Linked DNA regions of Mus musculus: region 1 is linked to region 2. A link is a loop called in an ENCODE intact Hi-C map of the cell type or tissue named here. Cell type or tissue: left cerebral cortex. All regions are shown on one strand. Each heading gives the region's core, and the rest is flanking DNA. Links, peaks and the distances in the headings are about the cores only.

The links. Peaks named below come from ENCODE experiments on the same cell type or tissue, not always from the same donor. Only the 100,000 strongest peaks of a DNase experiment are listed, where the experiment ranks them.
Region 1: a loop joins it to region 2, with 3 times the contacts of the local background. A loop is called at or near these places in 7 of 42 quality-filtered maps.

What each region holds. Positions count from the first base shown.
Region 1 is chr17:10,324,168-10,329,538 of GRCm38, forward strand. It overlaps 1700110C19Rik (RIKEN cDNA 1700110C19 gene), which reads left to right and starts at 435. Exons shown (of 3, transcript NR_045461.1): 1 at 435-623; 2 at 888-1,027; 3 at 4,753-5,145. In left cerebral cortex, for the core only: a CTCF peak has its summit at 2,574; DNase peaks (open chromatin) are centred at 2,644 and 4,588; H3K27ac peaks cover 2,084 bases.
Region 2 is chr17:11,972,213-11,977,583 of GRCm38, forward strand. All of the region lies in intron 9 of Prkn (parkin RBR E3 ubiquitin protein ligase), which reads left to right. Gm46604 (a long non-coding RNA gene) reads right to left here. Exons shown (of 6, transcript XR_001782243.2): 2 at 4,196-4,308; 3 at 1-673. Among named protein-coding and RNA genes, the nearest start is that of Gm52293, 56 kb to the right of the region's middle. In left cerebral cortex, for the core only: CTCF peaks have their summits at 634 and 2,931 (motif pointing left); DNase peaks (open chromatin) are centred at 514, 1,029 and 2,917; H3K27ac peaks cover 772 bases.

The DNA.
Region 1 (5,371 bases), core at 90-5,089, 1.6 Mb before region 2:
CATGGAGAAGAGGAGAAGGAAGCAGTAATGGAGCAGAACTACCTGGCCAGGAGAAACTGGAAGTAGTAAGGGCCTTATAGGTGGGGGGTCAGTTAGACTAGTATTAGATATGCCCTTATAAGGCTTATAGCTTATAATTATAATAACTGAATTGCGTGTTTTTTTATACGGGACTATTGGGGTTGGAAATTCCAGCAACACATAAAGAGGGAGAAGGGAACAAGCTAGGGGAATCCTGGAGAGGGGGCTGGGGTAGGTACAATCAATATACATTGTATCCATGCAACCAACTGTCAAAGAATCAGCATTTGGTTAACTGCCTTGCGGTCTCTGAGTGTATAAAGTCCTTAGGGTTCTTTCCTAACAAGTGGAAAGAATGAGAACGCGACTCCGTGTATTTGAAGCTTCTAAGTCTCGAAGTTCCAAACGTTTCTGGCTCTGAAGAGTCCTCACAGAGAAGAGCAGATTTCTAATGTTTAGTTTCTGTGTTGGGTAGCCCCATGTCCAGATGACATAGAGATGCATTTAAAGCCTTCAGCTGTTGGGCTGAGGGCAGAACCCAGAAGCAGAGCAACTTGCCTACCTGGTAGGATTTCCAGTACTGCAAAACGAAAACTCTTAAGGTGTCCAATTTTGTATTCCAAAATTCTTTGTAAAAGATTCAACTGCTTTCATTTCCCTCAGATGTATAATGCTTTGGGCTGGAAGCTTTATATTTTTTATATTTTGCAAAACCAAATTTCCCACCCAACACATTATATATTTATAGCTTTATAACTTGATAACAAGTAGAGCACTGGAGAAACTACAGGCAGAACAGAGATTCCTTGGCTGGGGGGGGGGGGGTGCTGAGCTTTCCTTCCTTCTGTTCTGCCCTCTTCCTACAGCTTCTCTGAGTAAATGAGAGGAGAAGACTAAGACCACCTCTACAAATCCGACCTCTAAGCGGGGAGCAGTCGGGAAGCCGGTCACAGCCGCTTCTGGAGGTGCAGGAGGTCTCTCTGCCTTCACTGCAGGGAAATAGAAGGTCTGAGAGTTGGTTCCTCATGAACAGTATTTGCAGGGATTTTTCACGACTGGGGATCAAAACTAGGGCCTGTATATACTTGGAGGGGTGGAATTTCTGGCATGGAAAATGTGTGTCTCATACCTGGCCCGATTCAATGATTCTTAAGAATTTTGGAACAGAAGAGATTTCTATTAATATGAAATATCCGTAGCCCCCAGATAAATCGCCTCTAATTTCAACATTAAGGGGAAGCTGGTGGGCAGTGATGGTATCCCCGTGCTTTTTCTCTTTATTCTGTGTTTGGTGGTTATAGCTGCCATGTGGGTGCTAGGAACCAAACCCAGGTCCCCTCGAAAATCAGCAAGTTTTCTCAGCTATCTTCCCAGCCCCTGCTTTATTATGTATTTGAATATAAGATTAGAAGCAGTTATTCACAGCCCTGATACTCTCCACCAGTACAGCTTTATCAGCTTTCAAGTGTGTTGTTTAGTTTGGTTTTTCGAGACAGGGTCTGTAGCCCAAATTATGTAGCTCAGGCTGACCTTGGAGACAACTCTCCTGCTAAATTTTGAATGATTTGCATACCACTTAGTTTTCGGCCACAGACTGAGCCACGCAGTATAGTCCCTGGGGCCCCAGGCTCTCCCCATACCCCAGCAGGAACCTGGAACCTGCCTTCCAGGGCTGGGGCTACACTCGTCCCAGCGGTCTTTAAAAACATACTCACTGTTACTCTGCATCCGCCTCTACGTGCCTGGAAAGCATTCTGTCTGTGTTCACTAACCCTGAATTTACCAGGTTTTGTGAATTGCAGTGAAAGCAAGTAATACTTTGTCTAAAGTATGAACAGTTCCTTTGGGTACACATCCCAGTGTAGCGAGGGGGTCAGCGAAGGCCCTGCTCTGACAGCCTCAGCACTGTCCTCTGGTTCTCAAGTGTTAACACTTGGAGGAATAGGTTGTTGCTAGAGTCAAAACACACCAAAGTGCTTGTGTCCAGCAGCCTGCATTCCTGCCTTAGCCATCTTGTCTCTCAGCTGAGCCTCAGGGTGGACACTGACAGCGCCTGGATCTACTACTGGTTCCTAATAGTTCTGACCAGGCCACTCATCAAATATGTTACAGTTACCTGAGTAGATAGATCTTGAGGGCCACCAACTTGAATAACTAGCACTAACTGCACTGTTTTTTCTGACAAACCATTGGTAGCATTGTTTTTGCATGGAAAGAAAACGTAACCTAGGAAAATGAGTAACACTTTTTTGTCTAACAGTTCCGCAGTGTGTGTGCCCTATATTTATAGTGTGTGTTTGGAATTAAGTAGCAGTAAGAAATGGCAAGCTCAAACTGGCAGACAGTAGGATGGGGCGGCACCTGTGTAGTAGGATTCTGTGTCCAGCTACAGCTGCCAGAGGAGTAGGAAGACCAGGGTGGGAACTAGGAAAAGAAACTGCTCAATTGTGAAATCAGGCAAGAGAAGAAGGATCAAAGGGTTTGAAGACAGCCTTGTATCCGTCATCAGCTGACACACTAGCGAAAAGCCACAGCCTCCAGTTCCTCTCCAAACCACTAGGCCACTGGTAGGCAGAGACAGCAGACCTTTCTCTGTGCCAGATCCCTGACCTCTGTGGTCCAATGGCCAGACTTGACATTCTCTTCTCCCTCAGCTGACCAGGTTTCAACACTACAGCTGGGCCCATGCCTAGCTTCATGAAGAGTGCTGGCCCAGCCAGGCTCTGACACTCCTCTGGATGGGGGTGGGGAGCAGACACCAAGTCTGAAACTGTGAGAGGCAGCGGCCAAGTCTCAGCTGCCACTCAGTAGTAGTGAGCTCACAGGGGTAAGGAGGGCCTTCATGCTTGTGCTCTTCCCTAAGTGCCTCTCTCTGCACTGGGAGGCAGGAGATAACACTGAAGCCCACAGCATCTTTACTTGCCAATCTTTCAGCTCAAAATATGTCATCATGATTTTTCTATGGCTTCCAATTCCATAAACCACTTCCTGGGGCTGATCATAGGAAGTTAAAGGACCACAACCAGGTGGCAAGGAGCGTGGCTTCCAGGTGGCTGTGCTGTCCGGAAGCAGCAGCATCTCAAAAGCTGGCCACACCACTCAACTCTCTCCATGCCCTATGCTCGGCTGCTGCAGGAGAGTCTACCCACAGTAGCCAGGCAGAGGCTTCTGCCCCACCACTGCCAGTTCCTACAGGGGCTCAGAAGAGCATATCCTCTAGTAAGCTTAGGAGGCAAGTGGACAGATGCAGTCTGAAGTGGGAGCTTAAGGGTTCTTTGGAAAGTTGTTTGGATGGTGTTTTGCTGGTGCAAACGTGTAAAGGGGTGTTTTGTTAATGTGGACACAGGTATGAAAGGTTAAGGCAGACTAATAAAGGAATATTTCACTGAAGCAGACACTGGAGAGAGGATGTTCTGCTAAAGCAAGCACGTGAAAGGACACGTGGTGAAGGATTCTTTGTTAATGATACCTATGTGTTGGTCTGCATTATATTGCATAGTTGAGCTGCATTTGTCAAGATGCTGCAGAGAGAAATGCACCAAAATAATTCTAGTGGTGTGCTGCAGCTTCTTGCTGCTTCTGCGGACTCAGGCTGATTGGATGCCTGTGCTAAGGCAAGTCCCATGCAAGGCACGTGGAGGACACATGATATTTAAGGGTATAAATAGGACTCTAAGGAGTGACAGAGACAGAGCTTAGCTTTCTGGTACAGCTAGCTGTGCAGTGCTTGTGGGTCTCACATCTTCTCTGATCTTCTCTTCCCTGAGAAAGATAGAGCCAAGAACTCCTGGTGGCCCTGCTGGTCCCTCCTGCTGAGTAGAGCCAAGGCTGAGGTCTGGCTGTCTCTGCTGGGTGGTGTCTCTGTTGTTGCTAAGCTGACTCTACCAAGCTGAACTGCTAGTGTAGTCGTGAGGTGTTTGCAAGTGGATTAAGCTGCCACTTCCAGCTAACCTGTGAACTGAACTGCTGATTTCCTGACAACACAGATGGGAGTTGCTCCAAAGAACCTTTCTAAACAGGTCCACATCCCCTGTATCCTTTCTTTTCCACTACCTCTGGTGGGACTACAAGGGAAGTTAAAGCCTTTAAGAACCATCATTAAAAATAAGGTTTGAAAAAGTTAAAGTTACATCGGCCGAGCCTCCAGGCAGAACGGGGACTCACCACACTGCAGCAACCCAGGGTCCTGATGATGGCAGTCAAAGGTGAAATAGGGCCACTGAGCCTAACGGCCCAGACTCGTGATTCCAGCTACTTGAGAAGCTAAGACCAAGAGTTCAAGGCCTGTCTGGGCTACAGAGTGAGGCCAGCCCATCTTAATCTTTAATAAAAAAGAAAAAGAAGAAGTCTGGGACTGTAACTCGGTGGTCACATGCTTCTCTAGCTTGTGCATTAGGTCCGATCCCCAGTAGAGAAGAAATAGGAGCCCGATGTGGGCTGCCTCAAGCAGTCGCTGGTCTCTGTCCCTGTGCCATAGTCCTAAGGCAGAAGAGTACCACAGCCCTACCTGCCCACTCAGCAGCAAAACCATGCTTCCTCCTCACCAGACATTTGGTCAGCAAGAGCCAGAGCTGCTGTTTTTAAATCAGATGCCGTGGGGAAAAATAGCTCTTGCTTTAAGGAACTTAAACATCTTAGAGAGTGGGTGGGAGTGTGTGCGCATGAACAAGTAGTCAGTCACAGGTGGCTTCTGCAGGCTGATGTCCTTACCTGGCGTATGATTCACTGTAGGTCCCTCATCTGTCCCCAGAAGAGCACCTTATATCAGCAAGCGGACCCCTGGCACCTGCCATTGCAGCTTCCATTGTGCAGCCACATGTCCCCACCACGACTACCTAGCTCCAATGTCACATGGCCTGCAAAAAGGATCTACCATTGGAGCCAAAGCTCACCCCACTGGAGCACTAATGTTGAGCAAATTGGCTTTCGAATCATTCGTTTTCTTCACCAGGAGGGACAAGCTATCAATAGACACCTGGGACACGATTCAGTCTGTTGTAACTGCAACCCTGAGCCAGAAGGAGCGTGCAGAGAACTTCCCTCCCTAGCTCCATTTCTACACAAACGATTTACTGTAACTCTTCTACAGTGCTTACACAACAAATAAAGGTAGCACCGGAGACCGTGGCATTGGTCTACAGTAATGAGCACGGACCCTGACACCCCATGATGTCACAGACACTGGGAGACACCCTGGGGACATCTCGAGGCTGAGAGCCAGGACGGCCCAAGAGGGAGGGCTTGAACTGAGTGCAGACACGTACCTTACTAAGTAAACTCATAATCTTATCAGGATTTTGCTGTGGGGAAATCTGGTAGGAAACAGGCCATTTAAGCTCTGTGATGTGCT
Region 2 (5,371 bases), core at 288-5,287:
TCCATTTAAACCATTTACCCAAGTAAGATAATGTATGGATAAGGATAGACTATGTCTAACATATCATCCTCCATAAAGGAGCCCAATTATTTGGTTATCTAAATAACAGCACTAACAACCATTATCATGCATGAGTCACTGGGTGAATATACAAGTCTCTGTCTGTTGTATAAATGCTGTGCTTACATTCCCTTATTATTAGAGACTTACTGAAACATTCCATCCATTTCAACATCCATGGTATATGTGTTCTCGGTAGGCAGCAATGGGTAGCAGAATTTTTTGTTTATATTGAAATACAGTATAACTCTACTTCCTGTCTCTCAGAACGCCAGCGTCCTTCACAAGCTAAAACAAGTAGGAAATGCTTATGGGGTCAGGCAGTTAGGGCTGAGGGACTGCCAGGCCAGGAAGAGCTAGCTCTCACTGCGGTGCTGAAGTTCTGGAAGCAAACACTGTGTGGGAGGCCTGGAGAAAGAGTGAATTGTTGTTCGCACCTCAGCTTTGATTTGGAGACACCTGCGAGAGAAAATGCCTCTCTCTCGGTACTTGCTGGTTATTTTATTTCCAGAAAACACGCTTGTTATTTTAGCCGAGGTAATTGCCTGAGCTCCGGGGATGATTTGTCATAAATGAACAGTGACATCTATAGGTAGATCAGAGTAATACGTATCTGTAGGAAAAAAAAAAAAAGCAACTGTTCTCAGTTGTTATATGACCGCCCAAAATAATGTCAAATGCTTCTGTTTGAGAGAGGAAAGAGGTAACACTAGAGTTGAAAAAAAAAAAAAAAACTAAAACGACACAGAGACAGACAGGTAGATAGAGGCAGAGGACATTTCTGGACAAAGGTAAGTCGGAAATCCCTGGGGTTTCTGACAAACCGGCTTGTCTGTTGCAGGTTCTTCTGTGCTGGTGCCAAGTAAGAATTTTGGCTTCAGTCACCAATTTTTCTTCTCTCCTTTGGTTAAACAGATCGATCAGCAGAGGCTGCTCCAAAGGCACTGTTCATTTAAACCATTTACATAGCAACATTTCCAAAGTTAATCCCCCACCCTGCTTCGGCAGCCTTGAGATTTAAGCATTTCCATGGATCTGTCCGATGTCTTCTCAGGACAGCTACCAGCCCCCCGGCTGTTCAGTGAGAATAAGCCGGTCTAGACGCAGTAGCTATACAGGTGGCTACATACTCGTCTTGTTACCCTCTGCCAGGTGCCCATGAAGTTGGCTGGATCCCATGAGAGGTGGCTGCAGTCCCCAGGGTTTCTGAGACCCCTGATAGGTCACACTGCTGTGGGTCAGGGGCAAACCCAGCAGCTAGATTGAGGGCAGAAAAGCCAAGTTTCTCTCTGTCCTTGGCTAAGCTTCACCCAGGGCCCTGTGCCCGGGGAATTTATTGCACATTGTTAATTTACAAAAGCCTGCGCCGTTGGCTTAGGGATAATTCTGCTAGGCTCCACCCAAGAGCTACCTAGCAACAGCTTGCATAGCTGCCTGCCAGGTGCAAGCCAACCTGGTGTGTAAGGAGGACTGCTCACCTACTCCAACTCCCTCTTCCCTCCCTCTCTTTCTCTCTCTCTGCCCCCCCCTTCATGTGTGTGTGCCCTTCTCTATCTCCACCTTCTATTCTCCTAATTCCCCACATGTCCCTGGCCAGCCTTGTCTCCTCTTCCTCTCTCTGTCCTTCCTTCCTCTCTCTTCTCTCTCTGTCCTTCTCTACCCCCTTCGTTGCTCTGCCTTTCCCTCTTTCCAGGTGCCCCTCCATTCCCCCCAATAAACCTCCTTTTGTACAAGGCCTGTTGCCTGGTGGTGATCCCTCGGGGGAACACCTTAGCTGCCCCTCTGAGGTGCTCCCTCCTGCCCTATTATACTGCCAGTTTACAAAACACAACACACACTTTCCATCCAATGAGTCTGGCTGTTAAAACCCAGAGGTGGTTGAAACATTTGATTGACAGATAAAGTCTCCAATACCTGGGAATCACAAAGGCCAATGACTTCAACTTTCTTATGCCTAAGGAACCCCCCCCCACCCCCCCCACCCCCCCCAGCTCCTGGGAACAACACAGCTTCATTTTCTCTTCCTCCTCTTATGAACAAATCCCATCCTCAGCATTACATGAGAAGGTCAGTTCATATTCTTTGAGTCACAGATTGAATCGGGGACACGTGGTCATGAAGCCATCAGATGGTTTTCATAGGCAAACAAGTAAGACCTGGTTGCCATCAAAACTGTGCACCAGCAAACACAATCTGTTCAAGGCTCAGGAGAGGAGGCAGAGTTGCTGGCCCCACTGGTTCCCTGGCTCATAGCTCTCTCTCTCTCTCTCTCTCTCCTCTCTCTCCCTCCCTCTCCCTCTCCCTCTCCCCTCTCATTTCTCATTGCTTCTTCTACAGACATGGCTTCCAATGCCATACATCCCATCCATCTCCCCCCCCCTATATATCCAACACATGCTGTGCGTGTAGACAGGCAAGACCTTCAAAGGATGAGCCCCGGCAGGAGGGGTTGGAGCCTGTCAGCATGACAGCACACCTCCATCAGAATATACATAGCATTGAAAACCTCACTCATAGACACAGCCAGATCATGGATGCTTCTGCTCTCTCAGAGGGATAATGAGAGTACCCAAGGAGACCACCTTCCTTCTTGCTCCAGTCCATTAGACTCAGGAAGCCTTTGTCATCATTATGAGCTAATGTAAAAAGCTCATCTTTGTGAGAGAGCAGGCAGCGGTGGACCGGGTGGAGAGGAGACAGAAAAAGAGCAGTTCTTTGCTGTGTTTGTATGTGTCAGGCTGCCTAGGTTCTCCAGCATCCCTTACCTCATCTGCTCAGCCAATCCATCCTTACTGGGTACTATCTGTGCACCGGGTACCAGTTCTAGAACACATTTGAAATGCTTTGGGGATCAAAAGAGCCAGACACTGCTGCCCTCTGGTGTTCACAGTGGAGGAACGGCCACAGGACAGTAAGTAAGCCAGGTGGGTAATGATGGACTGCGGTCGGCAGACCATGCTGTGAAGGGTGAGAAGTGACTGTCTCAGACTTTGTTGGGCCACCGGTCAGCTGAAGTCACTCAGTCCCACTGTTCTTGTGTGGAAGTGATTGCAGAGTGGCCATGACCCAAGGAAACATGAAGGAGTTCTTCTGGTCCCCTAAGTACCGCCATGTGACCTCGGTGGAGGAGAACACTGAGAGGGAAAAGGAAGGGTTCCCAGCAGGAAATCTGTGAGCATGTGCAAGAGCAGCTGGAGCACAGCTGGACACAGCTGGTCAAGGCCAGGACTTGCCAGTGTGCCTGCAGAGCTCCAGGACCTCCCTAGCTAAGGGTTGGTAGGGTCAAGCCCTGGCCATGGCTGAGTGCACAGAACACAGATGACAAGGGACAGGGGCACAGAGGCTGGCGAAGGTTCTCACTGAGTGCTCTGGAGCTGCAGGAGAGAGCGCCAGCACAGAGGAGACACTCGGAAAGCCCTATTCTGACTGCTCTGGGGTGAAGGTGTTTGTGCCCCTTCTTGTCCCATAGTTAGACCACCAAGGCCGCCTAAGGAAGGCCTTCTAACCTTAGGTCAGAAGAAACAGATTTCCCACTAATTTCCCACGTGTGCACACTACACTGCCGACTAAAGACCTCCCCACGCTGCCCTCTGTATCCTGCTCTGCAGAAATCGGCCTCACCTGGGGAGGGGTAATTTGTCTTTTATGCCTGTTGAGTCTTGAGCTTCATCAAGTGAAAAATGGTTTTTTTCCATTAAAAATACACAGAGAAGGGGAAACCAAGAAGACATTTAAAAAAAAAAAAATATATATATATATATATATATATATATATATATATATATATATCAAGCTCATCGGCACACTGTAAAGTGGCCATGAAATACCGAAAACGCCGCTGAACAGAAGGCTCGCATTACCTGCCTTTTTCTGCTTCTTAAAAGAAAAAAGTCTCAGCCAAAAGTCTGGAAGTTGGTATACATTTTTCCATAGCTAGTCTCCTCAATGAGGTTTCAGCATTCAGAACTCTGGTCCGGGGAAGAGAAGGGAGAACACTGTCGTAGTAACTCTCAGGGGAAGCGGATGGCTGTCAGGGACCATCCAGACAGCCCCCAGGCTTCTGCTATCTAAGCAGAGCCTGGAAGGCCAGGACCACCCATAGAGTTCCACCACCTGACAGTGACGGAACACTCACCAGCTCAGGCCTGAGAAAACAGTCTTCAGGCAGAGGATGTGGTGCTGCAAAGCCTGGGACCTTAGGAGCTGCCTCAGTCGTCCAGAACATGTTGCTTTGTGTCTCCTCTTCCACTGTGATCAGAGGAGGAATGAACCAGGATCAGTATATGCCCCTGGGAGTCCCTTGCAGCAAAGAGGGAGGATGTGCACATTAAATTATGTGACGTTCCGGATCCTCTCACACCAGGAAAGGGGATGGCAATAACTCTCTCCTCCTGGCCTCCCGTCTCAGGCCCCATCCCCTCACTAAGTCCTGTCTCCTCCACTGCTTCATCTCCTGCGTGCAGACTCTTCTAAAGACAACAGGAGCAGAGGGCCGCAGGGGGGCCACCCCATCTGCCTTCACATTGTAGATACTTCTTCCCCACCCATCTCAGGACAGGTTCCCCTTTTAAAAAGAAATTAATTCACCCAGAGCTGGGGCAGTCTCGTATATCAATTGTCTGGCACCATCCTGGTATCCATGAATGACCACACAGCTTCTCTCTCAGCTTGACTGACCAGGGAATAATGGAACCAGGAAGTCCCTGGCCTTTTCTGGCTGGCCAGGCTACAGGTAGCCTTGAGACCCTCCCAGTTGTTCCTTTCCCAGTCTGTTGTCATCTGAGACAACCCTAATACCACCCCCAGCTACTCGTCCTCCTGCCTGCCCTGAACCCCTCTTCTCCCTCAGGTCTTACTGCAGCACCCCACTCTGGCTTCTATCCCCCAAAACAAGGTGCCTGGGCCTTCGTGATGCCTCCACTAGCTTTAGTTGATGAACCGATTGCTTGCTAAACCCTTCTCTACCCTGTTGCACATGTATATGTCAAGCTTAAATCACTTGATGAAATGTAGACAGGAGACATGGGGGCAGAAGATCAGCAGTCGAATAGAATTTTTAAGTGATGGGACCTTCCATACTATGCCTCAGAGGCTCCTGTCCAAAAATTAAATAATTCCCATAAATAAATCAGAAAGGTACTTCTGACCTCATATACAGGCTCTCTGCCCACTGGTGTTGTATAAGGACTGGGAAAGGTTCTTGTAGCTCCCAAAGAAGTCACAACTTGGGGCTAGAGAGATGGCTTGGTGGGTTAAGAGAGCTGACTGCACTTCCAGAGGACCTGGGTTCAATTTCTAGCACCCACCGGGC